Linked DNA regions of Homo sapiens: regions 1, 3 and 4 are each linked to region 2. The links are chromatin contacts, found by Hi-C or POLR2A ChIA-PET in ENCODE. All regions are on one chromosome and are shown on one strand. The core of a region is the stretch at or near the end of the contact, and the rest is flanking DNA. Distances in the headings are between cores, read along the strand shown.

Region 1 (6,451 bases), core at 731-3,230, 690 kb before region 2:
TTTAAATAAAGCAGTGCAGAAAGGAAGACCAATCCTTTTCCAAAAATAAGAGCACATTTTATCATTGTTACCTCAAAACCACCACAAATGACTCTTACCCTGAATCAGCACTTTGTGTTTCACCAAACTGCAAGTCACAATCCATTAGTGGATTAGGAAATCAATGTGAAGGTCTCAACCAGCATTATTTTTTAAACGAAAATAACAGAATTTTTGAAATATCACAATACATCATGAGTAGTAAAGCTAAGTACTGTTTTCTGGAGCTTTGTGTGTTTGTGTGTATACTTGGTTGTGCCATAAAATGTATTCGTTACTGTAGGTCACAGTCATAAAAGTTTGAAAGACTCTGCTCTAAATAATTCGTATCAACAGGCCGGGCGTGGTGGCTCACGCCTGTAATCACAGCACTTTGGGAGGCCGAGGCGGATGGATAATGAGGTCAGGAGTTTGAGACCAGCCTGGCCAATACTGTGAAACCCCATCTCTACTAAAAATACAAAAAAAATTAGCCGCGCATGGTGGTGTGCGCCAGTAGTCCCAGCTACTTGAGAAGCTGAGGCAGAAGAATTGCTTGAACCTGGGAGGCAGAGGTTGCAGTGAGCTGAGATCACACCACTGCACTCCAGCCTGGGGGTCTGAGCGAATTCCGTCTCAAAATAATAATAATAATAATAATAATAATAATAATAATAATAATAATAATACGTATCATCTTCCTATTTGTAATCCTGAATTCAGAAAGTATTTAATATTTGCTGAATGAACAGATATTCCATTTACAATAACAGCTCATCAATTAGCCATTTTCCCTTGTGACATCTGTGTGCTCCTCCTTGATAATGACGTTTCTTTCATGCTAATTCCACCAGTCTGTAATTCTATTCACTATATCTCCAGCAGCTGGCACAGGGCCTAGCACAGAGGAGATGCTAGGAAAACGTTTATTAAATATGCATAGAACTCTGCAGTCTACCAGCCCCTGTCACTGACAGCTCTGTGAGTTCCTCACAGTCCTGGAACACCTAAAGTCACATCCATCCACTTCTCTCCACCACCTCCCTAATCCAAGCTACCATCGTCCCTCACTCAGAGTGCTTGCTCCTCAACCCATTCTCCATTCAACAGCAGTAACCTTTTCAAAATGCCAATCTAATCACAACACCACCCATGTCAGCTTCTGAGTGGTTTCCCATATGGTTCTTGAAAAACCAGAATTCTTCCTATTACCTACAAAGCCTGCACGGTCTGACTCCTGGCAACCCCTTTAGCTTGTGTCACACAATGGTCCCCCACAAGCTCTCTGTTCCAGCCACAACGGCCTCTTTCAGAACCTGAAATTGGAGGCTGTCTCCATATAGAAAACTCTTCCCTCCCCACTTTGTCAAATCCTTTTTTCTGATCTCAGCTCAATATTCACCTCCTCAGTAAAGGTTCCTTGCCCTGGGGCTAGGTCAGGTCTCCTGTGATATAATCTGGGGTGCCTTGTACCTTTCCGTCTCAATGATCACAACTGCAGTTTTGGATGTTTGATTGAAGGCTGTCATCGCCACGAGACTTGAGTCCTGCTGTATCCCTAGCACAGATTCAACGCTTAGTAAACATTTATTTAATACAAGTATGATATCCATTTTGTAAACGAGAAACAAAGCCTCAGTTCGGGGAAAGACCTTACTGGAAGTCACGCAGAGAGTAGGGCAGAGCCAGGTCGAGTGCAATCAGGGTCTCCGGCCCCCAGGCTCTAAAGTTAAGAAAACCGCGACGTAACTCTGGCGACGGCTTCTCAGGAAGGGCCTCCAGAGACACCAGCGTCCCACAAACAGAGAACCAGCCGCCCCGGCGAGGTGGGCCTAGTTCAAGGCACTCCGTGACTCTGAGCCGAGAAGAGGGGCGGCCCAGCCACACATACACAAGGAATCAGGAAAGGAAAAAGAGGCCAGGAGGCCACACTCACCGCCTCGCCCCACGTTCCGGTACAGCGGAAACGCACCGGAAGTTCTCCAGCTTTGGCGTCTGACTGGAGCGACGGGGGAAGCGGTCCGGCAGAGCCCTGGGTCGCGGGAAGAATGGCCCGTGCCTGCAGGTTCCGCCGGATGCAAGGTTGCCTTTTGTTATTCTTAGTTTCTCGTTTTAGCTTCTGAATTGTGAACAACTTTCATTAACCTATGCATTTTATATCCCCGTCCAGAAACACAGCCACCAGCCATCTTACTTTGGGCTCAAGCAGTCATGGTCACTAAAGCACAGCCAAGGCTTGTACCAGTGGCTACTATTCAGAAGTAGCCAGTCAGGCGCTCGGTCACTGTCTTTGTCAGCCAGTCTCTATCCCGGTCACAGTGTCTCAGCTTCCAGTCACACTCAGCCCTCGGGGAGAGCCTCAGAAACCCAGCCACCAGCCCAGAGAGAACCAGCGTCAGCCTCCGCTGCTGCAGCAGCAGCGGTCGCCACCTCAGTCCCTCTGGCCATTATCACCCCGTGTCCTTCCTGCAGGCCAAGTCCTAACATCTCAGTCAGGCTATCAACGCACTAGGGAAGGAATCTGCCTGTCTTGTTCCTCACTGTTTCCCTGGAACCGAGCACAAAGCCAGGCACAAAAGCTCAGCTGAGTACATATATTATGCATTTAATTAATAATGATGATAATTTGGTATTAATAAATAACTATTTGTGGGTCTAACCCTGCACTATTAATCAGGGTTCCACCAAAGATACAGAGCCAGTAGGAGATCTATATTAAGTGATTTATTGCCAAGAATTGGCTTATGTGATTTTAGGGCAGGCCACTTGGGTATTTCTTTTTTTGAGACGCAATCTCACTCTGTCACCCAGGCTGGAGTGCAATGGCGCTATCTCGGCTCACTGCAACCTCCACCTCCTGGGTTCAAGCCATTCTCCTGCCTCAGCCTCCCAAGTAGCTGGGATTACAGGCGCCCACCACCGTGCCTGGCTAATTTTTGTATTTTTAGTAGAGACGGGGTTTCATCTTGTTGGCCAGGCTGGTTTCGAACTCCTGACCTCAGGTGATCTGCCCACCTTGGCCTCTCAAAGTGCTGGGATTACAGGCATGAGCCACCGTGCCCGGCCCACTTGGGTATTTATAATCCTTGCACTAACCCTTGTAAGGTATGTGTATTCCCAATTTGCAGAAGAGAAAACTGAGGTTCAAAGAGATGTTACACAGCCAGAGAATGGCAGAGCTAGAATGCAAACCAAGGGCTGTCTGTTCTTATCTCTTGTGCTGCTGCTCCTTAGCTTGTCTGTCACATTTCCTCAGTGACAGCTGGACACGCCAATCTGTCTCGGTCAAAATTTATCTCTTAGTGGGTTGCAGACTAGACCGGGCCCTGCAGTCATGGTTAATCACAATGAGCTGCTGCAGGATTAACCAGAGACAGCCTCCATCAGTCACAGTCATGCTTACCAATCTCAGCCTGTCCTGTCAAGTTTCATCTCCTGCATGAAGAAGCTCAGCTCCCTCTCCACCCCTCCCCACTCCCAGTCTTAAGTGCTGAGCTCTATGGTCTGGTCTCAAAGCTCCCTGTTTCAGTTGGGCTCACCGTCTTTTCAGAGACTCCAGGACACTGAACACTGGTTGTAGAAGCTGTAAATGGTGGCCTAGGAGTCCCACCTTGTGGGTCACATGTCCATTTAGATCAGAATTTCTCAACCTTGGCACTATTGACATTTGGGGCCAGATAAGTATTTGTTGTATGTGGCTGTCCTGTGCATTGTAGGATGTTTAGCAGCAACCCTGGCGTCTACCCACTAGAGCTAGTAGCACCCCTCAGTTGTGACAACCATTGCTAAATGTCCCCGGGGCGGGGGTTGGGGGTAAAGGAGGAGGGGTCATTTCCCCACTCTCAATGCAGTTGAAAAACACTAATCTGGGTGAACTTACCTTTGATTATTCGACAAAAGCCGAGTCAGGATGGTCCTTTATGGGAGACAGAAATATGGATCAGGGTGTATGGGGTCCTGAGGAATCATATGAAGACCCATTGTTTGTAAACCAAGTCCTATTCCAGAACCCTAGGGATAACAGATTGCTAAAGGAGACCTATAGGGAAAATTCAGAGAAGGATTCATAATGTTCCTCGCAGCAATTGCCTCTGACAAGAGACAGAAATCTGGAGAAGGCTGAAGAATCACTTTTCACTGCATAGTCTTTGTATCATTTAATGAATTACCTTTCCAAAGAAAATAAGTATTTAGTATTTGAAAGTATACGGAAATGCTCAGGATATATATACGTGTATATAGATATATATGTACATATATATACATATATGTACATATATATATTTTAAAGTATTTACAAAAGTATGTACAAGATGACCAACTCTGGAAAAATACATACACATGGAAAAGACTCGCTGGTGAGATTTGCAGCAATAAAGGTGGGCTGAGGTGAGTTGCTTGGTGGAATAAAAGGAAAGTGTGGTGTGTGCACCTCAGGTGGTCCAAGGGATGAGTTTAGGTTTTAAGTGCATTGTGGTTGTTAATTTTAATATTTTTGCATTTATTTTATGAAGACCTCCTTTCTTGGCAAATAACATAAGCTTTTCATTTGTGGAAGTAATATAGTTTCCTTTTTAAATGCATTTGCTTTTAACGTGAGTCAATTTATTTAGTTAGTTATTTTATTTTATTATTTTTTTGAGACGGAGTCTCTCTCTGTCACCCAGGCTGGAGTGCAGTAGCACGATCTCGGCTCACTGCAACCTCCGCCTCCTGGGTTCAAGCGATTCTCCCGCCTCAGCCTCCCGAGTAGCTGGGATTACAGGTGTGCACCACCACACCCGGCTAATTTTTTGTATTTTTAGTAGAGATGGGATTTCACTATGTGGGCCAGGCTGGTCTTGAACTCCTGACCTCAGGTAATCTGCCTGCCTCAGCCTCTCAAAGTGCTGGGATTACAGGCGTGAGCCACTGCACTTGACCTGAGTCAATTTAAAGAAAAATAAGTGAATAATGGGACAGGTGGTATGAGGATATGGGAACATATATAGAGGTTCTGGGCAAAGGCCGAAGTTGAGGATTGCTGTATTTTTTCCCACTAGGCTCCCATGTAGGGGGGTTACAGGAAGAGAGACTCCAATGTAGGTACTCTTCTTTCAGGAGGAGGGACCATGCTGTTTCTCCGCTCAATAAGCCCCTCCACGTCCTGGGGCCTGTATGCTTACTGTTCCCTCTCCTAGAATGTGCACCAAAGTTCCTCGCCTTTGTTGATTGATCCTTCTTTTCATTCAGCTCACAGATCGCCTCCTCAGGGAGGCCTTACCTGGCCACTGTATTTAAAGTGGTCTCCTTCAGTGACCCTCCTTCCCTTCTCCCGGTGTATTTCCTTCCTAGTGCTGAGTGCTCTGTAACGGACTGTTTGCCTGTGTTGGCATCTGTTTCCTCCACTAGCCTGTGGGTTCATGAAGGGCAGGGACTTTTGTCTTGTTTGTGTTGTGCCTGGAGAGTCACCCAAGGCCTGGACCACCTTGAGTTCCAAATATTTGTTGCATAAACATGTTCTAAGTTGGGATGTCTCCACTTCAGTTTTAGCCCCTCCCACAGTGCCAACTTGTACCAGTGGCCAAAGTCAGAGAGAGACAGTGAGAGAGAGAGAGAGAGAGAGAGAGAGAGAGAGAGAGAGGAGAGGTGCCAAGGAAGTATGGTTCAGCATCAAACACATTTATTTCACTTATATTGAGTATACAAGAACAGAGAGCACACGCATACAGCACGGAGCACTGAGGTGGGGGAGCATGGGGACGAGAAAGGAGAGAAGGGTGTGAGTAAAAAGGAACAGGACAGCATCGCAATTGGTTGTTAAGGTGCTTTTGAAAAAAAAAATTATTTCGAGTGATGTTGCTCATGCAGTTTCAGGCCAGTCTTGGAATGTGCTTGCAGGATTCAAAAACTGAAACAGGTCCTGGTACTTCCTGTACCCTCAGATGGAAAAGATCCAGAGAAAACAAAATAAGAGAAAATGAAGACCCATGAGATAGCAAAGTAGAAAAAGACCCTGGAGAGCATCTGGTTCTTTCTGCTTATTTTGCAAGTCGGGAAACTGAGGCCCAAGAGGGGGAATGGGGATAGCCTGATGTCACATGGTGAGTTAGGAGCTGAGCCAGGATGGTCACCCAGAACTCCTAACCGCCCTCAGGGACTTTTTCCACTATGCTACATGGCCTCCTGGGTGGAGAGGTGGCACAGAGAGGATGAGAAACAAAAAAGAGAAAAGGAAAAGTAGGTTGAAGACAGACAAGACAAACGTCTCTATTCTCTACAAAGAGAAGGATGGGGAGGAAACAGTGCCCTAGATTCTAGCTTTGCAGGTCCCCTCCTCCCTCGTGGCACTGCCTGCATCTCCGTAGAAGGGAGGTCACAGCATCCGCGGGATGGTGATTTCCCCAAACCCTGGTGGCCCATAAACTCCACAAGCTAAGCCTGGTCACTTCAC
Region 2 (7,274 bases), core at 444-2,943:
ATTTGCTCAGGCTGAAAGCGTTGGAATCAACAACCATGACTTTGCTCTCCTCCACTCCACATCCAGTCCTATAGCAAATTATGTTGGTTCCACTGGTGTCCTGCATTAATCTGCTGAAACAACGAATGATAAAACTCCCCACCAGAGTAATCTCTAAGGTGTTAGAAATCCCAGCTTTGAGGACAGTTTGCTGTGGTGGGAAACTGAGTTAACGAAGGGAATTGGGAAGCCACCAAGATAAAGGAAAGGAAGGTAAAAGTGGGTACCCACTCTGTACCAGGCATTTTACACATATGACTTCATTTGATCTTACAATTCCATGTGGTTGGTACTACTGTTTTATTACCACTTTCTAGCTGAAGCTCACAGACTGCAGGAGACAAAGCTAGATGTGAACCCAGGCAATCTGACTTGAGAACCTAAATTCTCATTAAACCACCTGCATTCCAAAGGGGAAGAGCATTAAGGGCTGAATTAAGCCAATGGGCTGGGAAAGCAAACACTCAAAGAAGCCTGGGTCCATCTAGACAGTTCTACCAAGGCAAGAGCACATAAGACCTATCTTCAAACCTCTGGTATTCAAACTACCATCTGCAGGTATTGAGGACCTCTGAGAATAATAGCCAGGTAGATTACCTGACTCGATATGTATAGAGGATTTTAGCTCACTCTGACTCTTACTAGCTGGGGGACCCTAGGCAAGTCACTTGACTTCTCTAGCTCTTAGTTGTTTAATGTATCACTATGCCTGCCACAGTTCACTTGCTAGCAGATAGGCTTGGGTACATCCAGCTTTGGGATCTGAGACCCGGCCCCCTCCCCTGGTTACCATGCCGCTCAGCCTCTGAGCTCACGGGGATGCCATCTTTATCTAGTCGTTGCTTGAACAGGTTGTGTTCCACATCCAGCTGCTGTTCTCCGGCCACATCCATGGCATCAATACTCAGATCTGGAAGCAGGAAAATCAGGCTAAGGTACTGGGACCCTAGGGACAAGGGGATGTGGGTTTTGGAGGGGAAGGGGATACTGGGCCTGTCTTGGGGCAGAACGGGATGAGGAGAAGGAGGTTGTCCTGGGGTCCAGTCCAGAACCTAAGGGTGGAGGTGTGAATCTGGCAGCCCACATGAGAACCCTGGGTCTCTCCAGTCCCACCCATGGTGAGGTACTCACAGGCACAAGGCATGTGCGGAAAAAGTACATCGATGTTGATCTTCAGTTTATCTCCCCGCGACTTGTCCACGTAGAGCTCAGGATGCACCTGGGGCAGCGCTACCTCAGTAAGACTTAGCCCCAAACCTCTCCTTCCCCACTCCCACCCCTAAAGGTCCTACTCCTAGAATGCCAAGCCCCGCCCACGCACTAAGCCCCGCCCCTTACCTCCGTGGTGAGGTAATACTGCAGCTCGGACAGGAACAGTAGCAGCATGAGAAGGCCACTGACAATGGTCACTGCAGGACAAGGGGCGAGGGTCAGAATGGCCTCGAATCCGCTCCCTCAGACACCGGCAGGCCAGTCAGAGTCCAGGAGCCCGGGCTAAGCTCTAGGACGCCCCCCTCCACGCGACCCCGGCCCCGCTGCGGCCTACCGGTGGCGCCCCCGCAGGTCTTGACCCGGAAGTCCTCCAAAGTCTTGGGGTAGGCATCGAACTGCTTCAGCTTCCCCAGCGCCTCCATGGGGACCGGCCGGAAAGGGGACGCCAGCCGGCCCGCCCCTACAGACTCCCTCTTCCGGCCTGGAGCCACGCCCCCCTCTTTTTCCTCACGCAGGCGCAGCAAACCGCACGCTTGGCCCCACCTTTAGCCGCGTTCTCTTACAGGCGGCCCCGCCCAACGATGCTGCCACGCCCCCTTGCGCGGGCAATTGGGTCTGGAAGCTACTGCCCCGGCCTCCGCTGTCCGGGGCGGGATTTTGAGGACTGGGGTGCGAGGAGTTCTCTGCGGGGTTAGAAACGCTAATAGCACCGTTCGTGTGCCTTGTGCTCGGAACTGCACCAGGTGTTTAAGACTCTTGGAACATCTTGGAATATCCTGGAACAGTGGTTTTTCGAGTGTACCGGACCGGCCGCATCATTATCAACTGATTACCTATTAGAAATGCAAATAATTGATTCCCACCTACTGAAGCCGAAACGCTAGGAATGGCATCGGATGATTCTGATGTAAAGTAAGGGTGTCCGCCCTGAAAGCAGGTGTGACTTATCTCCGTTTTCCAAAGAGCAAACTGTGACCTGGAGAAGTTAAATAACTTGCCCAAGATCACAGCCAATTAATAGCAGGACCTGCTTCCAGCCCAGTTCTTCTGGACCTCAAAGTACTCTGGGAATCAGGGTCTTTTGGGTTGATTTTACCTAAACAGCGTCCCAGTGCTTCTCCTGAGCGCTGCTTTCTGAATATTACCCTAAATTGCTCTCCAGGCCCTGGGATCCTCACGGACACGCTCTATCCCTCCAGGTTTAGACTCAAGTGATATGGAGCTTAAGCTCTCCCTGACACTTCCCATTGCAGCCCAGTGTCTCTAGAGGGACAGCTCCCACAGTAATGCAGCTGCAATGAGTAAGATATAAAAGCTCATAGGCTTTCATACAGGAATTCCACTTTAGGAAGTAAAAGCACCATGTCAAGGTTAATAGAAAAATTTTGAAAAAGAAAAAATATGTAAGCAGCTATCCAAGGTTAACAGAAAAAAATTTTAATATAAGGATAAAAGTACCATGATCTGGGTGGTTGTTACACCTTAAGATATTGAATCTGTCTCTTAAAGATTTTAAGTGCACCACATCATAAAGATGTATGCATGAGATTGTTCAATGGCAAAAATCTGGAACCAGCCAGAATGCCCACTGATACATTAAATAAATTGAATAAATCACGATACACCCATTCTATGGAATATTAGGCCACTTTTCAAAAGAATGAGGTAGATTTACTCCTTTAGGTATACTAAGAATGTATTTTTAAGGGGGAAAAGATGCAAAGTAATGTGCATTCCATCATTCCATTTTTTAATTAAAAATTGGGCTGGGCACAATGGCTCACACCTGTAATCACAGCACTTTGGGAGACCGAGGAGGATCACATGAGGCCAGGAGTCTAAGACCAGCCTGGGCAACACAGCAAGACCCCACTCTACAAAAACTTTAAAAACTACATCTGTAACCCTAGCACTTCAGGAGGCCGAGCCAGGAAGCATCACTTGAGTTCAGGAGTTTGAGACCAGCCTGGTCAACATGGTGAAACCCCATCTCTACTAAAAATACAAAAATTAGCCAGGCGTGGTAGTGTGCTCCTGTAAACCCAGCTACTTGTGAGTCCGAGGCAGGAGAATCGCTTGAACCTGGGAGGCGGAGGTTGCAGTGAGCCGAGATCATGCCATTGCATTCCAGCCTGGGCGACAGAGTGAGATTCTGTCTCCAAAAATAAAAATAAAAATAAAAAAATTAGCCAGGTGTGGTGGCATGCGTCTATAGTCTCAGCTACCTGGGAGGCTGGGGTTGAGCCCAGGAGAGTTTGAAACTGCAGTTGTTACCAGGTTACCTGCAGTTGTTACCAGCATAGAGTTGTCCAGGTTCTTGGCGTGTTGAACAAAACACATAAAGTAACAGAAGGGCAACGAAAGACAAACAGCAACAGAAGAACGGAATAACAAAAGCATAGATTTATTGAAGACGATTCATAGCGGCAGCTGGTTAGAGCAAGCTGCTCAAGAGCCTCCTCAATCAGGGTTTGTATTAAGCTAAAGGGACCTGGCAACACCCCTAGGTGCCCTTTAGAAGCCTCCAGTTGGCTACACCTATGAAGGATTGGCCTGCGACCAAATCAGAGGCTGAAGTGGAGACTTGGCCCACAGCCAATCAGAGGCTGAAGTGGAGATTTGGCCCCACGGTCAATCGGAGGCGGAAGTGGAAACTTCTGTCTCGTTATCATAGGATTGAAGATGTGGCCTGTATGCTGCCTAGAACTGGCTGCACCCCTTCATTTGCTTATGTCTTAACCCCCGGTTACCCTGATTCCCTGTTCTCCTGCCTCATAGTGAGCTGTGATTACACCACTGCACTACAGCCTGGGCGACAGAGCGAGTCTCTCTCTCTCTCTTTGTGTGTGTGCATATATATATATATAATATATATAAACTGTTATATATATTATATATATAAACTTATATATATTATATATATAAACTGTTATATATTTTATATATATAAACTGTTATATATATTATATATATAAACTGTTATATATATTATATATATAAACTGTTATATATATTATATATATAAACTGTTATATATATTATATATAAACATATATATAAACTTATATATATTATATATAAACTTATATATATTATATATATAAACTGTTATATATAAACTTATATATATTATATATAAACTGTTATATATAAACTGTTATATATAATATATAAACTTATATATTATATATATAAACTGTTATATATATTATATATATAAACTGTTATATATATTATATATATAAACTGTTATATATATATATATAAACTGTTATATATATTATATATATAAACTGTTATATATATATATAAACTGTTATATATATTATATATGTAGTTATATATAAATTGTTATATATGTAAAACATAGGCCGGGCGCTGTGGCTCACGCCTGTAATCCCAGCACTTTGGGAGGCCGAGGCGGGCGGATCACGAGGTCAGGAGATCAAGACCATCCTGGCTAACATGGTGAAACCCTGTCTCTACTAAAAATACAAAAAATTAGCCGGGCGTAGTAGCGGGCGCCTGTAGTCCCAGCTACTCGGGAGGCTGAGGCAGGAGAATGGCGTGAACCTGGGAGGTGGAGCTTGCAGTGAGCCGAGATTGCCCCACTGCACTCCAGCCTGGGCGACAGAGCCACACTCCGTCTCAAAAAAAAAACAAAAAAAAAAACCTAAATAAAAAAAAAATCTATCTATATATAAAAATCTTAATCTTATATGGGGGAATATGTATTTGTATAATCATGAGAAAAGATTTGGAAGGACTCATGCTACAACTTTGGGGACAACTGGAGGAGGACTTTTCACGGAAGCCAAAGTTTTTGGGTCTCCCTCAGCTAACAGGGTGGCAGAGGACACCTGGGATCTCCCTCTATTATCTGGGCTTCAGATTCCTGAGAGCACCAAGAATTCTATCAGAAATAGGTAATAAGGAATCTGCTGATGGAATTAAGTCTAAAGCTCTGCTACCCTAAGTGGGATCCTTGAACCAGAAACATTGGCCTTATCTGGGAACCTGTTAGAAATGCAGAATCCCAGTCCCCACCCCAAACCTGCAGAATCAGAATCTGCATTCTAACAAGACTCTCCAGATAATTAGCATGCACATTAAAGTGTGAGAAGTACTTTCCTGAAAGGTTCCTTGTTTTATTGCCCACATAGGACCAAAACCAGCAGCACAGGAAAAAAAAAATCTGAGTGCCTCAAATATTGCACTAAGCCCAGGCGCGGTGGCCCATGCCTGTAATCTCAGCACTTTGGGAGGCCAAGGCAGGTGGATCACTTGAGGTCAGGAGTTTCAGACCAACCTGGCCAACATAGCAAAATCCCATCTCTACCAAAAAATACAAAAACTTAGCTGGGTGTGGTGGCGGGTGCCTCTAATCCCAGCTATTCGGGAGGCTGAGGTGGGAGAATCGCTTGAACCCAGGGGTGGGGGGCAGAGGTTGCAGTGACCCGAGACCATGCCACTGCATTCCAGCCTGGGTGACAGAGTGAGACCCTGTATCAAAAATACTTTAAAAAAAAGGCCAGGGGTGGTGGCTCACGCCTGTAATCCCAACACTAGGGGAGGCCGAGGAGGCCAGATTACCTGAGGTCAAGAGTTCAAGACCAGCCTGGCCAACATGGTGAAACCCCATCTCTACTAAAAATACAAAAAATTAGCCGGGCGTGGTGGCGCATGCCTGTAATCCTAGCTACTTGGGAGGCTAAGACAGGAGAATCGCTTGAACCCAGGAGGTGGAGGTTGCAGTGAGCCAAGATCATGCCATTGCACTCCAGCCTGGAGGACAAGAGTGAAACTTTGTCTGAAAATTAAATAAAATAAATAAAATAAAATAAAAATTATTAAAAAATAAAAATTAAAAATTGCACTAAATTCAGATTTTAAAATGTAATATCCATGTATGCAAGCAACACTCAAATATACACACACACACACTGTGTCCCTGCCCTGTGTTGAGTCCTGGGAAGAGAGAGTTGAATTAGAACAGTTCTTGCCTTCAAGAATGTTACAGTCCTGGCTGGGCACGGTAGCTCACGCCTGTAATCCCAGCACTTTGGGAGGCCGAGGAGGGTGGATCACCAGGTCAGAAGTTTGAGACCAGCCAGGCCAGAAGACCAGCCTGGCCAATATGGTGAAACCCCGTCTCTACTAAAAATACAAAAATTAGCTGGGCATGGTGGTGGGCGCCTGTAATCCCAGCTACTCAGGAGGCTGAGGCAGGAGAATTGCTCGAACCCGGGAGGCAGAGGTTGCAGTGAGCCGAAGATTGTGCCATTGCACTCCAGCCTGGGCAACAGAGCGAGACTCCGAATCAAAAAAAAAAAAAGAAAGAAAGAAAGTTACAGTCCTAATTATGGATATTAATATATCCCTTAATAAAATAATAAAAATAAAAATAATAGCTAATAATAATAATTTTTTAAAATAGCTAGCATTGGCCGGGTGCAGTGGCTCACACCTGTAATTCCAGCACTTTGGGTGTCAGAAGTGGGAGGATCACAAGGTCAGGAGTTTGAGACCAGCCTGACCAGCATAGTGAAACCTTGTCTATACTAAAAATACAAAAAATTAGCCAGGCATGGTGGCGTGCACTTGTAGTCCCAGCTACTTGGGAGGCTGAGGCAGGAGAATGGCTTGAACCCGGCAGGCAGAGGTTGCAGTGAGCCAAGATCGCATCACTGCACTCCAGCCTGGGTGACAGAGGGAGACTCCATCTCAAAAAAAAAAAATACCTAGCATTTGTCAAGCCACTACTATGTGGCAAATATGGTGGTAAACTCTTTTTTTTTTTTTGAGACAGATTCTCATTCTGTTACCCAGGCTGGAGTGCAGTTGTGCAATCTCAGTTCACTGCAACCTCCACCTCCCAGTTCAAGCGATTCTCATGCCTCAGCCTCCCGAGTAGTGGGATTACAGGCGTCCACCACCACACCTGGCTAATTTTTTATATTTTTGGTAGAAATGGGGTTTCACCATGTTGGCCAGGTTGGTCTCGAACTCTGACCTCAAATGAT
Region 3 (6,389 bases), core at 2,205-4,704, 600 kb before region 2:
GTGGATCTATATGTGGCTATATAATCATGTTCTTAACACAATACAGGTAAAAAAGCAGAGACAAAATGGTACGTAACAAATGATCCAATTTCTACAAAATACGTTTTTTGTTCTTTTTTCTTTTCTTTTTTTTTTTTTTTGAGATGGAGTTTTTGCTCTATTGCCCAGGCTGAAGTGCAGTGGCATGATCTCGGCTCACTGCAACCTCCGCCTCCTGGGTTCAAGCAATTCTCCCACCTCAGCCTCCCGAGTAATTGGGATTACAGGTGCCCCGCCACCACGCCTGGTTAATTTTTGTATTTTTAGAAGAGACAGGGTTTCACCATGTTGGCCAGGCTGGTCTCGAACTCCTGACCTCAAGTGATCTGTCCACGTCAGCCTCCCAAAGTGCTGGGATTATAGGCGTGAGCCACCGTGCCTGGCCCCAATTTCTATAAAATATGTATGTATGTGTACATGCCTAGAAAAAAGCAAACAGGAAATATTTTAAAACATGTTACCAGACGTTGTTTTATGATAGTGGAATTATTTCTTTTGTGTACATTTGGGTCTTGTTTTGTTGCTTACTTTCTGGTATATATGTGTAAACATATTTATATAAGAAAGGTCTGTTACCTTCACCTCTCTCAAAGCTTCTGGCCTGAACCATTGAAGGTCCCTCCTAGAATCTCACTAGAGCCCCCACCTTTCAGCAACCACAGCCCCCCTTGGGCTGCCTCTCTGGCTTTGAACTTTGCTGCCCTCTTCAGTTGTTCCCTGGAGTTTCACTAATGGGGCCCATCTAGCCAATTCCCACAGTCTCCTGACACAGGCCCTCACAGCGGAAGTACCCTCCAGGGCTCCCTATTCATGCATAGAAACCTAACAGAGTCCCATTCCCTCATCTGACAGTAAAAGAAAAAAAAAATAATAAAGATGACAGTCGTAGTGAACCTTCACATTTCTACTTTGTCTTCCTTTTTACAGAGCACTTTATTATACATGTTTCACTTAGCCCTCCCATTGGTGAGAAAACTGAGGGCCAGCAAGTACAGCAGCACAACACTTGCCAAAGGTCATAGAGTGAATCAGGATTCACATGCAGGTCTGATATTGACAGATAAGGAGGTAAATGGAAGAAATGAACACGTAATCCTGAGCCCACAGTCTATGAAAGGGGCCATATTCTACAAAGACCCTCCTCCTGCCCCCAGCGCCTTCTCCCAGCTGCTGTCCCTTGCCCAGAATCCCACAAAACCCCATCTGGGGCCACATGCCCTACATCTACTCATCAGCCCATCATTCCCTCCCAGCTTTGGAAACAGGCTCTTGCTGCCTCCTCGGAAATCTTAGCAACGAGACATCCTGCAGCACCACCCTCTCCACCTGTGGGCTCTTCCATCTTGGGCCTGTCTCATTAGGGGAGGGGGTGGCTAGTCGGGCTCTCTCATGGGGGTGGGGGCTGTGACACCCACACACGGCAGGGGCAGGGGAAGAGAGGAGATGAAATCAGCCTGGATGGCCCTCACTCTGGGCCTCCTCTTGCACTATTCATTTCTTGGGCTTCTGATTATCTGCTGACTGGGACAAAAAAAGAAGCCAAATCCTAGGGCATGAATTCTAGTCCATTCCAATTTTATTTTTGCATTTCTGAAATACACGGATTCTTCCAACCAGAATATTAATATTCAAAATAGCAATAATAAAAGTATTAGCAACAAAACAGCTACTTTATTCAGTGCTTACAACCACCCTTGAGAAGTCATATCCCCACTTTACAGATGAGAAAACTGAGACTCAGCTTGCCTGAAGATACCTAGCTAATAAATGGAAAAACAATTGTGTCTGACATCCAAGTGTATACTTTGACTACCATGTCTCTTAGAAAGCACTTAATCCTGGTTGGGTGCGGTGGCTCATGCCTGTAATCCCAGCACTTTGGGAGGCCAAGGTGGTTGGATCACTTGAGGCCAGGAGTTCAAGACCAGCACGGCCAACATGGCGAAACCTCATCCCTACTAAAAAAAAAAAAAAAAAAACATACAAAAAGTAGCCAGGTGTGGTGGCGCGCACCTGTAGTCCCTGCTACTCAGGAGGCTGAGGCACAAGAATCACTTGAATCTGGGAAGCAGAGGTTGCAGTGAGCAGAGATTGCGCTTCTGCACTCCAGCCTGGGTGACAGAGCGAGACTCTGTCTCAAAAACAAACAAACAAACAACAACAACAAAAAAAAACCACCTAGGCCGGGCACGGTGGCTCATGCCTGCAATCCCAGCACTTTGGGAGGCCAAGGTGGGCGGATCACCTGAGGTCGGGAGTTCGAGACCAGCTGACCAACATGGAGAAACTCCATCTCTACTAAAAATACAAAATTAGCCAGGCATGGTGGCACATGCCTGTAATCTCAGCTACTCAGGAGGTTGAGGCAAGAGAATCGCTTGAACCCAGGAGGCAGAGGTTGCGGTGAGCCCAGATCGTACCATTGCACTCCAGCCTGGGCAACAAGAGTGAAACTCCGTCTTAAAAAAAATAAATAAATAATAATAAGAAGAAAGCACTTAATCCTATCCCTTTACTGCACAGATGGGGAAACTGAGACCCAGAGAGGGGAAGGGCTTTGTAATCAGTCAGCATCTATTTATTTACTGAGCAACAACTAGGTCTGAAGCGCTGAGCTAGTGCTGTGAATGAGGAAAAATTTAAACTTCTGTGTTATTGGATAGACAAGCTGTGACTCTATGTATTAATCATTGCTAAACCTAGGCAATGGGTTCACAGAAGTGCATTACACTATACTCTTTATTTTTATGTATGTTTGAAATTTTGCATAACAAAAAAATTTTTTTTAAAGGATGACAGAAAGATAACTGACTATCATGCAAACCGTAAGTCTGGCTTGAACTTATAAAACTCGAAACAAATTTAGGAATATTTTTGCTCTGATAGTTTTGAAAATCAGAAAAAGGCAATTGTACTGGAATCTACTTCATAGCCTTTCTTTTCCCACCTTTCTGTAAAATTTTCTGCCTCTGTTGTTGCTAGGAAATCAGTGAGCCAAGAGAATCCTCGTTGGCCTAGCCGGGCCGTCTCCCTTCCCACACTGCCTCTCTGGGGGTACAGCGTCCCTGTACCCAGGAAGCTGGCCCTCTTGGGCCGGCTTTCTGTGGATCCACAAGGCAATCACCACAAGAGGCTGAATAAGAGCCTGTCAGTCACTGGGAGACAGGCAGCTATAAATCCAGAGGACCATGATTAGAAAGCAAATTACAGGCCTCCCGCTCTAAGTTTCCAACTCACAAAACTTCTTGGCAGTCAAAGGGCCTTTACTTAAGTTGTTCAAAGTTTCCAGAGAGAGTGAACACACACAAGGCAAGAGAGAAAAAAAAAATGGGACACAACAGAGGCAGAAAATTCTATAGACAGGTGGAGAGAGAGGCCACTGGGAGGCAGCATGTCACAATAGTTAAAAGCAAGGCTTTGGCGGCAGGTCAAAGCTCCAGTGCATGTTCCAAAGCTTCCTAGCTGTGAGACTTTGAGCAAATAACTTAACCTCTCTGAGTCTTTATTTTCTCAGCTACAAACTGGGGATAATTCTTCCTACTACTCAGAGTGGACGCAGGGATTGAGTGAGGCAATATATGTCAAATCATTAACCCAGTTCCTGGCACATATTAAGCATGCAATAAATAGTGGCTTTAAAAAATGTGCTGGCTGGATGTGGTGGCTCATGCCTGTGATCCCAGCACTTTGGGAGGCTGAGGCGGGCAGATCACCTGAGGCTGGGAGTCGAGACCAGCCTGGCCAACATGGTGAAACCCTGTCTCTACTAAAAATGCAAAAATTAGCGGGCGGGGTGGAGAAGCTGTAATCCCAGCTACTCGGGAGGCTGAGGCAGGAGAACTGCTTGAACCTGGGAGGCAGAGGCTGCAGTGAGCCTGAGATCGTGCCACTGCACTCCAGCCTGGCTGACAGAGCGAGACTCTTGTCTCAAAAAAAAAAAAAAAAAAAGTGCTAACCATACAACCCAGCAATTCCACTTCTGAGGCTATATCCAAAATAATTGAAAGCAAGGTGTCAAAGAGATCTCTGTACAGCCAAGGCCATAGCAGCATTATTCACATAGCCAAGAGGTGGAAGCAACAAGTGTCCATCGACAGATGAGTGGATAAACAAAATGTTGTACATATATACAATGGAATATTATTCAGCTTTAGAAAGGAAGGGAATTCTGATACATATGACAACATGGGTGAACTTGAGGACATTATACTAAGTAACAAAAGCCAGTCACAAAAAGACAAACACTGTATGATTCCACTTATCTGAGGTATCTAGTCCAATTTGCAGTTACAGAAAGGAGAATGGCAGCTGCCACAGGTTGGGGGAGGAGGAAATGGGAGTTATTGTTTAATGGATATAGTTTCACTTTTTTCATATTAAAAAATTTGGCTGGGCATGGTGGCTCATGCCTGCAATCCCAGCACTTTGGGAGGCCGAGGCGGGCAGATCACCTGAGGTCAGGAGTTTGTGACCAGCCTGGCCAAGATGGAGAAAACTCATCTTTACTAAAAATACAAAATCAGACGGGCACGGTGGTGCATGCCTGTAATCCCAGCTACTCAGGAGGCTGAGGCAGAAGAATCGCTTGAACCCAGGAGGCGGAGATTGCCGTGAGCCAAGATCGCGCCATTGCACTCCAGCCTGGGCAACAAAAGCGGAACTCAGTCTCAAAACATAAAAAAAGTATTCAGGCTGGGTGCGGTGACTCATGCCTATAATCTCAGCACTATGGGAGGCTGAGGCAGGAGGATAACTTGAACCCAGGAGTTTGAGACCAGCCTGGGCAACATAGTGAGACCCAATCTGTATCCAAAAAAAATTTTTTTTAATTAGCTGCCCCAGCGCAGTGGCTCATGCCTATAGTCCCAGCACTTTGGGAGGCTGAGGCATACGGATTACTTGAGGTCAGGAGTTTGAGACCAGCCTGGGCAACATGATGAAACCCTGTCTCTACAAAAAATAAAAAATTAGCCAGGTGTGATAGTGCATATGCCTGTAGTCCCAGCTACTTGGGAGGCTGAGGGGCGAATATCCCTTGAGCCCAGGAGGCAGAGGTTGCAGTGAACCGAGATTGAGCCACTGCACTCTAGCCTGGGCAACAGAGTGAAACCCTGTCTCAAAAAAAAAAAAAAAAGGAAAGGAAAGAAAAGGAAAAAAAGAAAAACTTAGCCAGGCATGGTGGCATGCATGTGTAGTCCCAGCTACTTGGGAGGATGAGATGGGAGGACCATTTGAGCCTGGGAGGTTGGGGCTGCAGTGATCGTGCCACTGCACTTCAGTCTAGGCAACAGAACAATACTCTGCCGTGGAAAAGTAAATTTTAAAAAATTAAAAAATTCAGGCTCACACCTGTAATCCCGTTACTTTGGGAGGCCAGGGCAGGAGGATTACTTGAAGCCAAGAGTTCAAGACCAGCCTGGGCAACAAAAGAAGAACCCCATTTTTACAAAAAAAAAAATTAGTCAGGTACCACGGTATGCACCTGTAGCCCCAGCTACTCAGGAGGCTGAGGCAGGTGGACTGCTGAAGTTCAGGAGTTCAAGGATGGAGTGAGCTATGATTGCACCTGTGTACTCAGGCCTAGGCAACAGAGCGAGACACCATCTCTAAAAAAAAAAAAAGAAAGAAAAAAGATTTAAAAGTTCTGAAGATGGTGGTAGTGATGGTGTTACACAATATGAACCTACCCAACACTACTGAAGTGTACACTTACTTAAAAATGGTTAAGATGGACCAGGCATGGTGACTCACACCTATAATCTCAGCACTGTGGGAGGCTGAGGCAGTTGGATCACTTGAGGCCAGGAGTTCCAGATCAGCCTGGGCAACACGGTGAAACCCTGTTTCTCCAAAAAAAAAAAAAAAAAAAAAACTTAGCCGGGCACAGTTGCATGTGCCTGTAGTCCCAGCTACTCAGGAGGCTGAGGCGGGAGGATCGCTTGAGCTTGGGAGGCAGAGGTTGCAGTGAGCCAAGGGCATGCCACTGCACTCCAGCCTGGGCAACAGAGAGAGACCCTCCCTCAAAAAACAAGTGGTCAGGGTGGTAAATTTTAGGTTCTGTATATTTTACCACAATTTTGAAAATTTTTTTGTAAGTTCTAGCAAGAAAACCAAACAAGAAAGTAAAAGGCCATGAGATGATGCCAAAGAAATAGGGGGAACTGAAAAAGTGAGACCACAGTAATAGGAAGGTTAATGATCCAAAGACGAAACACTCACCTCATATGCACGCCCTTCCTAAGCTGTCAAGTATAAAGGGAGGAAATTTTCTGGAGGGATTTATATTTCCAGGGTGTTCAGGACCCTACCTGCTACCCTCAATTCTGCCCCTACCGAGGGGTTGTCCTGAT
Region 4 (7,036 bases), core at 1,955-4,454, 920 kb before region 2:
TGGCTCTCCTGTGCAAGGCACCTTGGAGACAAGTCCCTTCCCGCCTTTGTGGGTGACTGATTGCGTTGGCTGGGCCCCTCTCTGGTGGGGGCTGGCTGAGAATTCCAACAGACCCAGTGGTGGACATGCCTACTATCAGACTGGACATATACACAGCACAACTCCGGAACCTTCTCACAGTCCAGTGTGTAAAACTGCTTGTGTGAGGGTCCCTAGCTCCTCTGACTCTTCCACCTTTAAGGAATTCTAAACTGGCACCCTGACCTTCAGGATCCTTAGAAAGCAAGATTTGTGGGCTTTTAGGATAAATGTGCTTGCTCCTAATTAAAGGGAAAGAAGGCTCAGCCCCTTGGGACCCTAAAAGCAGGAGTTCCCTTTCCAAGAAGCAGAGCTGAGCTGTGGGAAGAGACACGGTTTGGAGACAGTTGGCCTTGGGCCTGAGCTACCTTTTCCTTATCTGCAAAACAGGGATGGGAAGTCCATCTGCCTCTGGCTTATTGTACAGATTTCATGAGCGCCCTTGTGGAGCCCCTGGCGCAGAGCCAGGCAAACAGCAGGTGTACAAGAAATGTGCTCAGACTGCTACTTCCTGCCCCAAACCAGCAACACCCAACATTTTCCCTTCTGGCCCATCAGAGCGCTGGCCAAGCTTTCCTAAGGGAGCACAGCATCCTCTGCTACCCCAATTGGCTCTTCCCACTCCCATGGGCCCCACCCAAACCTCACCCTCTTGTGTCATCTGGATGCCTGCAAAGCCTCCTCCCTGTTGTGATTTTTATTCATTCCAATTTACCCAGCCTGATTCATCCTCTGGAAAGTCTTCCAGTTGTGCTACCTCTGCTCTAAAACCTTCCATGCCTCCCCAGTGCCTCTGCTTTTCAGCTGTTTAACACTGCCTACAACCTCCTGGCTCCACCCAGATTTTCCAGCCAGAGCCCTGATGCCTCAGCAAAACTAGCATACTGCTGTTTCCCTAAATGCACACTTATCATCCAGCCATGCCCTCTGCACCCACCTCCCTGGAATGTCGGCACCACCCTCTGCCTCTGCAAATCCAGCTCCCCTCAAAGGGCTCTTGTTTCCTCTGGCTCATGCTCACTTCTTCCTTCTCAGACAATGCTTTTCCTCAGCAGACGCTTAATTACAGAGTGTCACACAGTCTCTCATAATTGTAGGCTTGTCTTCTTGTCAGACCATAAGTTCCTCAGGGCAGAGACGCCTTGTCTGTCTATTAATCCCCATCCTCTCAGAGCCTGGCCCAGGGCTAGGAAGGCAGGGCCGAGAGAAGGGGGGGGGAGAGAGAGAGAGAGAGAGAGAGAGAGAGAGAGAGAGAGAGAGAGAGGAGAGAGAGAGAGAGAGAGACAGAGACAGAGAGAGAGAGAGAGGAGAGAGACAGAGAGAGAGAGAGAGAGACAGAGAGAGAGAGAGAGAGAGCAAGAGCGAGAGACTCGCTTTGACCACTTGGGACCACTTCTCTTGCTCCTATCCCATGAGGAAACTGTTCACTGGCCAAACCAGACCTCAGGGCTCCAGGCCAGTGATGTACAGAGACGAGGGAGCCCGGGGGAGGGAGGCAGAGATGTGGCTCTAGTCTTGCTCTGGGATCCTAGGCATCCCTACCCGTCCCTGGGCCTGCCTCCATGCTGTGGAACAGCCATGTTTTAGCTCTAGAATGTGGCTTGTATTTCTCTTTAAGGTAGCCTTGGTTTCTAAGAATGGGTGGGTCTGTCTGTTAACACAGCTGATTCCAGCACAGGTTGAGTGAGGAAAGGCAGCCACAGTCAGGTCTGGGAAATCTGGGAACCCGAGAGAGATTTACACCACACACCTCATCAACCTCATTACATTCCTGTAAGGACTAGACTTCATTCCTGCTCAGGTGTTCAATTCCACAGCCTGCACCCTGGCCCAGTCTGACTTGACAGTGCCTGCTGCCAGGACCAAGTAGGGGAAAGGTGACTTGCTTCTGAAAACCACCAATCCCCACACAAAACAAAGCTGATGATGGTGATGACTGCCATTTATTGAGGGGCTGTTACTACACGAGTTCTCATTTCCATCCCAATCTGATAGGGAGGAAAACGGAGGTACAGAAAGCTGACTAATCCAAGGTCACACAGCAACAAGCTAGGCTGTCATGCAAACCAGGGTCCTCTCAGTTCAGCTTTTCCCAGGTTGCAGCCGACAGGCTCTCAGCACCAGCATCCTCTAGAGAGCTGGTTTAAAAACCTAGGGGCATGTGATTCCTGCCCCAAGACCTGCCAAATGAGAGTGTCTAGGGATGGAGCTTTATAAAGACAAGAAACCCAAATTTTATATATGAGAAAACTGAGGCACAGAAAGGTGGCGTGACCTGCCAAGGTCATGCCGTAAGCATCCTCAGGAGTCCTGCTGGGACTCCAGAGCCAGCAAGGACAAACTTCCTGGGGGAGGTGGCATTTGACAGTGTGGGCCTCTAGGGGAAGAGAGGGCACTATAGGGGAAGAGGACAGCATTAATAAAGGCTGAAGCGGGAAAGGACAGGCAACAACTTCTCAAAGTGGCTAGGGGAAGGAAGAAATACATACAGAACCACGATGACAGCCTTCCCGCAAGAGCCCATCTGAGCTTCTGGGAAGAAAGCCTGTGTGGCATTTACAATCTGCAGGTCTCCAGCAGTGGCCCTCTGGGTGTGTCTGGTTGCTGCTCAGGATGAGAAAGCCACGGGAGGTGGTGACTCAGTCCCCACCCAGCCTCCAGATAGCCTCCTTTTAAATTCAAGATGAGCTCAGAGACTGGGGAAATGTCAAGAAAACCCTCCTCCCAGAACAGATGGGAACAGACCCAGGGAAGGCGGCCTGAGGGGTAGGCTATCAGGCAGAAGCCATAAACCTGGAGAAACGCTGCGGGCTGTGGAGAAGAGGCCTGGGCTACAAGTTTGCCTGTCACTGCTGTGGCTGTGGGCCCCTGAGCAGGTCCTTGTCTCTCTCTGGGCCCCCTATTTTTCATTCACCTGTGAAACAGGGAGAACTCCACTGGCTTCCGACTTCCAGGCCTGTTGGTGGAGAACAATGGTCGGGAAAGAGCCTGGCTGATTACACAATGCCTCACACAGCCTGGGAGAGATGAGAAGATCACTCCTATTACTATTAGAATAGCCACAGGTGCTTTCCTAGTTATCTAAACCCCAACCACAGGGCATGCGGGGGTGGGGGGGATGGGGGGGGAACTGGGCTGTCTAGTTCCTACAAAGAGAAAAGTCACCCAGATGTTTTTGGGAAGGGAAAGTTCACATTTATTAAGTGCCTACTGTGCACCAGATTTAAAAAAAAATACATAATCTCATTTAATCCTCATCATAATCCTGTAGTACAGATCTTGAGTCCAGATAAGAAAACTGAAGCTCAAAGAAATAATTTGCCCAAGATTACAAACGCAGTGAATGATGGAGACTGATTAAAACCAGGCGTTTGTGGTTCTGAAACCCAGAGTTTCTACTCTCTGGAACAGTTTCTTCTTTTTTTTTTTTTGAGACAGAGTTTTGCTTTTGTCACCCATGCTGGAGTGCAATGGTGCAATCTCAGCTCACTGCAACCTCCGCTTCCCAGGTTCAAATGATTCTCCTGCGTCAGCCTCCCAAGTAGCTGGGATTACAGGCGTGTGCCACCACACCCAGCTAATTTTTGTATTTTCAGTAGAGACGGGGTTTCACCATGTTGGCCAGGCTGATGTCGAACCCCTGACCTCCAGTGATCTGCCCGCCTCGGCCTCCCAAAGTGTTGGGATTACAGGCGTGAGCCAGCGCGCCCGGTCGACAGGGTCTCATTTTGTTACCCAGGCTGGAGTGCAGTGGCATGATCTCAGCTCACTGCAGTCTCGACCTCCTGACCTTCTGGATTCAAGCTGTCCTCCTGCCTCAGCCTCCTCCAAGTAGCTGGGAATACAAGCGCATGCCACCACACCCAGCTAATTTTTGTATTTTTTGGAGCAACAGGGTTTTGTCTTGTTGCCCAAGCTGGTCTTGAACTCCTGAGCTCAAGCGACCTGCCTGCCTTGGCCTCCCAAAGTGCTAGGATTACAGGAGTGAGCCGCTGCTCACACAATTCTTGAGGGATTCCATGATTTCAGAATCAGTCTTAGGATAAGGAATGTTATTCCCATTTTATGGATTAGGAAGCTGAAGCCCAAAGGAAAGTGACATCCCTAAAAGTGGGTGAGATGTGGGAACTGGGATCCTGCACCCCTCACTTCCAGGCCAGGCACCAAGCCCTTCTTCTTTTCCACTGCAAGTAGCTGAAGTAAAGCACCAAGCACAGCGTACACAGTAAAAAGGTCAAAGGATGTTAGAGATTGTCATTATACACCAGGGGCAGGTGATAACAGCATGACAGTGACTTCTTCAAAGGCAGTGCCATGGAACAGGACCCAGAAGTCCTGGCTCAAACCTCTGTGGGTCCCTGGCCCTTCTGGGCCTCATCTCTTCATCTGTAAGACAAGGCGCTTGAACAGCTGATCTCATTCCCTGCACCAAAGTTCTAGGACATCCTAAGCTCCTTGACAGCAAACCCCAGCTCTCTGCAGAACCTCTCTCGGCTGAGGTCTTTGTTCCCCTACTCTACAGGGGAAGCAGGAAAAGCAGCCAAGGCTCACAACTACAAAGTGACTTTATTCCAAGTGCCACTGTCCAAGCAGGGCCCACCCTTAAACAACAATGGGATGGAACATGGAAAATCCAACTGTCCCCCTGCACAGACATCCCGATGGGCACGCCCATCTATCTTTACAAACGGACTAACAAAGAACAAGCAGGATTGGGGCCTGAATTAAGAAACAGCCGTCTCCCTGCTCTATTGGAAGGGCAGGTGCATTCTCGAATAACCAGGTAGTGGGGAGGAGGTTAAAGAGCCCTGGACTGTAATGTCCTAGTCCTGGATCCCTGTCCCAGCTCTGGCAGGAGCCAGCCAGCTGTTTACCCTTGGGCAAGCTCCTCTCCCTCGATGGGGCTGTTTAAAGACAGGCTGACAGTTCACAAAGCGTGTCTACAGATGTTTCATTTGATCATCATGACAACAGTGTGAGGCCAGCACAATTATCCACTTTTTACAGATAGGGAAACTGACAGAGAGGACAAGGGTCTCGCTCAAGGTTACAACACCTTGAAGCTGGCAGAACCAAGGCCCCAGAGGTTAGACTACCAAAGTCAATCCTCAGGGTGGTCAGATTAAGAAGTCCTCTCCCTGCTCATCCTGAATCGAATCTCAGCAAGATCCAGGCAGCACAGACCTTTGTTCACTTGCCCACTCTGGTGTTCTGCAAAGTTCTGGCCATGAACCCCACAGCCTAGCTGCCTAGGAGGCTGACCCCACCCCCACCCCCCTGCAAAATTTCATTACTCAAGCTGGCAAGAACGCAGCCCCCACACCCAGCCGGGGCTAAATAAACGTCCAAATGATATCACATCCTGCCGGCTCCAAAATAGCCCGGCCTGCCCACAAGCGATCACAAAGTGCCAGGCCATGCGGGGCCAAGTGGGCAGGGATGCCCAGCCCGTGGTGCCCTCCACACACTCAAGCAACTAAAGCAGAAGCCTCAGAGCAGGAAGGCCCCCCACTCCCTCCTCCGCCAGACAGCCTGGCCCCTCCCTCCTTTCCCCCTTTGTGGGAGGCCTCAGAGCCCCCTTGCCCTAGCGCCAGCCCTTGCCCCAGCGCCAACCCCATGGAGCCTCGGCCGCGGCCAGCCTGCGGGCCAACTCCGGCCCGACCCGGACACCCCACCACTCACATTGCTTCAAGAGCTCCAGACACAAAGCCATGAGGGCCGGATGGGGGTCAGAGACCCAGAGACCCGGCAAAGACAGAAAAAGGGAGAGGGAGACAAGGAGCAGAGAGAAGGGGAGACAGGGGGCTAGGGCTGAAAAAGCAAGGGGGGGCCAAGGGCCCCAGGCAAAGAAGCAGGCTCAAAGGGGGGCCTTCAGCGCAAGAGGCACAGAGTGGCGAGACCACCGAGACAGATGTGGGGGCACAGAGGGGCAGGGAGAGCAAAGCAGGGGACCCCGATCCCGAGAAGTGGGGGTGCTCGGAGACCTGAGAGAGAACAAGGAGAGACAGCGACAGGGGACAAACCAGGGGAAAGCAGAGAGGAGCTCCTGAAGTCAGGGAGCTGAGGACATATTGGGGGGTCCCAAGGAGAAAGACCCCAACTTGGGACCTAGGAGCTCCCAGTGGATATGGGGAACACCCAGAAGAGGGAAAGCCCAGGGGCAATGGGGGTTCAGAGGAGGCGAGACCCCAGCGACTTGGGGTGCAGAACCCCCAAAGGATGTGCAAGAAACTCACGGGGAGCCCTTGGGGAGAGTGGAAGGTGTTCTCAAGGGGAACCCCAAAAGATCTGGGGGCGCTCTGAGGGGGAGTCCCGAAGAGTGGGGTCGCCCAGAAAGGGCGGCTCTGAGGGCTGAAGAGCGCTCTGAGAAGGGGACCCGAGATGGGGAGCGAGGGAGGGGCTGCGGAGGAGCGCGAGGGCAGAGACAAAGAGACAGCGAGCCGGGGAGAGACAAAGCGGGCGGAGCGGGGACACGGGCTGGAGGACTGGCGGCTGGACAGGACGGAAGCGCGGGCGGGCGGGCGGGCGGGCGGACGGACGGACGGACGGACAGACGGGGAGGAGGAGGAGGAGGAGGAGGGCGAGGGCGGGGGCGGGGCAGGGCCGGGCCGGGCCGGGCGGGGCGGCCCCCGTCTCCTCGCGGGGCCGCGGCTGCTCCGGGCGGCGCTGGGCGGGCCCCGGGCGTCCGGGCTGAGGAGGCGGCAGCGACGACGTGGACCGGACAGACGGACGGACTGGCGGCGGCGGCGGCGGCCAGCGGCGGGCACTCACCCTCCTCCCTCACGCAGCCCGGCCCGAGGCTCCGGTTTTGTACGCCCGAGGGGCGGGGCTCCGGGTTAAAGTCCCGCACCTGCCCCGCCCCTCCCCGCCCCCCGCGTCAGCCGCGCGCGCGTCGTCAGGGACTCCCGGGCCGGGCAGGGGCGCGCGCAGCCCGCTTGGCATGTGGCCCGGCGCGCGC

Evidence for each region. Hi-C counts contacts between places; a loop is a spot of excess contacts on that map. ChIA-PET counts read pairs that join two places held with the same protein, here RNA polymerase II (POLR2A). Pooled maps may share reads with other maps.
Region 1: a map of CD8-positive, alpha-beta T cell shows a loop between it and region 2 (18-fold over the local background). The contact joins the promoter of AAR2 here to the promoter of ERGIC3 in region 2. A Hi-C loop is called at or near these places in 2 of 168 maps with a recorded cell type or tissue (CD4-positive, alpha-beta T cell and CD8-positive, alpha-beta T cell) and 5 of 50 pooled maps.
Region 3: a loop to region 2 is called in a pooled map, with 2.1 times the contacts of the local background. The contact joins the enhancer-like site here to the promoter of ERGIC3 in region 2. A Hi-C loop is called at or near these places in 1 of 50 pooled maps. POLR2A ChIA-PET finds 5 or more read pairs at or near these places in 3 of 52 experiments (AG04449, H1 and WTC11).
Region 4: a map with no recorded cell type shows a loop between it and region 2 (7-fold over the local background). The contact joins the enhancer-like site here to the promoter of ERGIC3 in region 2. A Hi-C loop is called at or near these places in 2 of 37 single-sample maps with no recorded cell type and 6 of 50 pooled maps.

What each region holds. Positions count from the first base shown.
Region 1 is chr20:36,232,007-36,238,457 of GRCh38, reverse strand. AAR2 (AAR2 splicing factor) reads right to left here and starts at 1,980. Exons shown (of 4, transcript NM_001271874.2): 1 at 1,955-1,980. LOC105372602 (a long non-coding RNA gene) reads left to right here and starts at 1,992. Exons shown (of 3, transcript XR_936695.2): 1 at 1,992-2,100. It overlaps EPB41L1 (erythrocyte membrane protein band 4.1 like 1), which reads right to left. Exons shown (of 22, transcript NM_012156.2): 22 at 5,659-6,451.
Region 2 is chr20:35,536,497-35,543,770 of GRCh38, reverse strand. ERGIC3 (ERGIC and golgi 3) reads right to left here and starts at 1,693. Exons shown (of 13, transcript NM_015966.3): 1 at 1,586-1,693; 2 at 1,378-1,448; 3 at 1,171-1,258; 4 at 830-949. The coding sequence starts at 1,673. RefSeq lists an enhancer at 1,932-2,021.
Region 3 is chr20:36,135,861-36,142,249 of GRCh38, reverse strand. It overlaps a transcript of EPB41L1 not described here. Among named protein-coding and RNA genes, the nearest start is that of EPB41L1, 16 kb to the left of the region's middle. RefSeq lists an enhancer at 3,325-3,374. Within about 2 kb of position 3,454, at least 5 of the 41 ENCODE cell types and tissues checked have a DNase peak (open chromatin) inside an H3K27ac peak, as active enhancers do.
Region 4 is chr20:36,461,324-36,468,359 of GRCh38, reverse strand. The region is part of intron 7 of DLGAP4 (DLG associated protein 4); the gene reads right to left. Among named protein-coding and RNA genes, the nearest start is that of MYL9, 77 kb to the left of the region's middle. RefSeq lists enhancers at 676-725, 2,745-2,924, 2,500-3,425, 3,426-4,352, 5,759-6,549 and 1 more and silencers at 2,560-2,854, 6,666-7,036, 6,851-7,036. Within about 2 kb of position 3,204, at least 25 of the 41 ENCODE cell types and tissues checked have a DNase peak (open chromatin) inside an H3K27ac peak, as active enhancers do.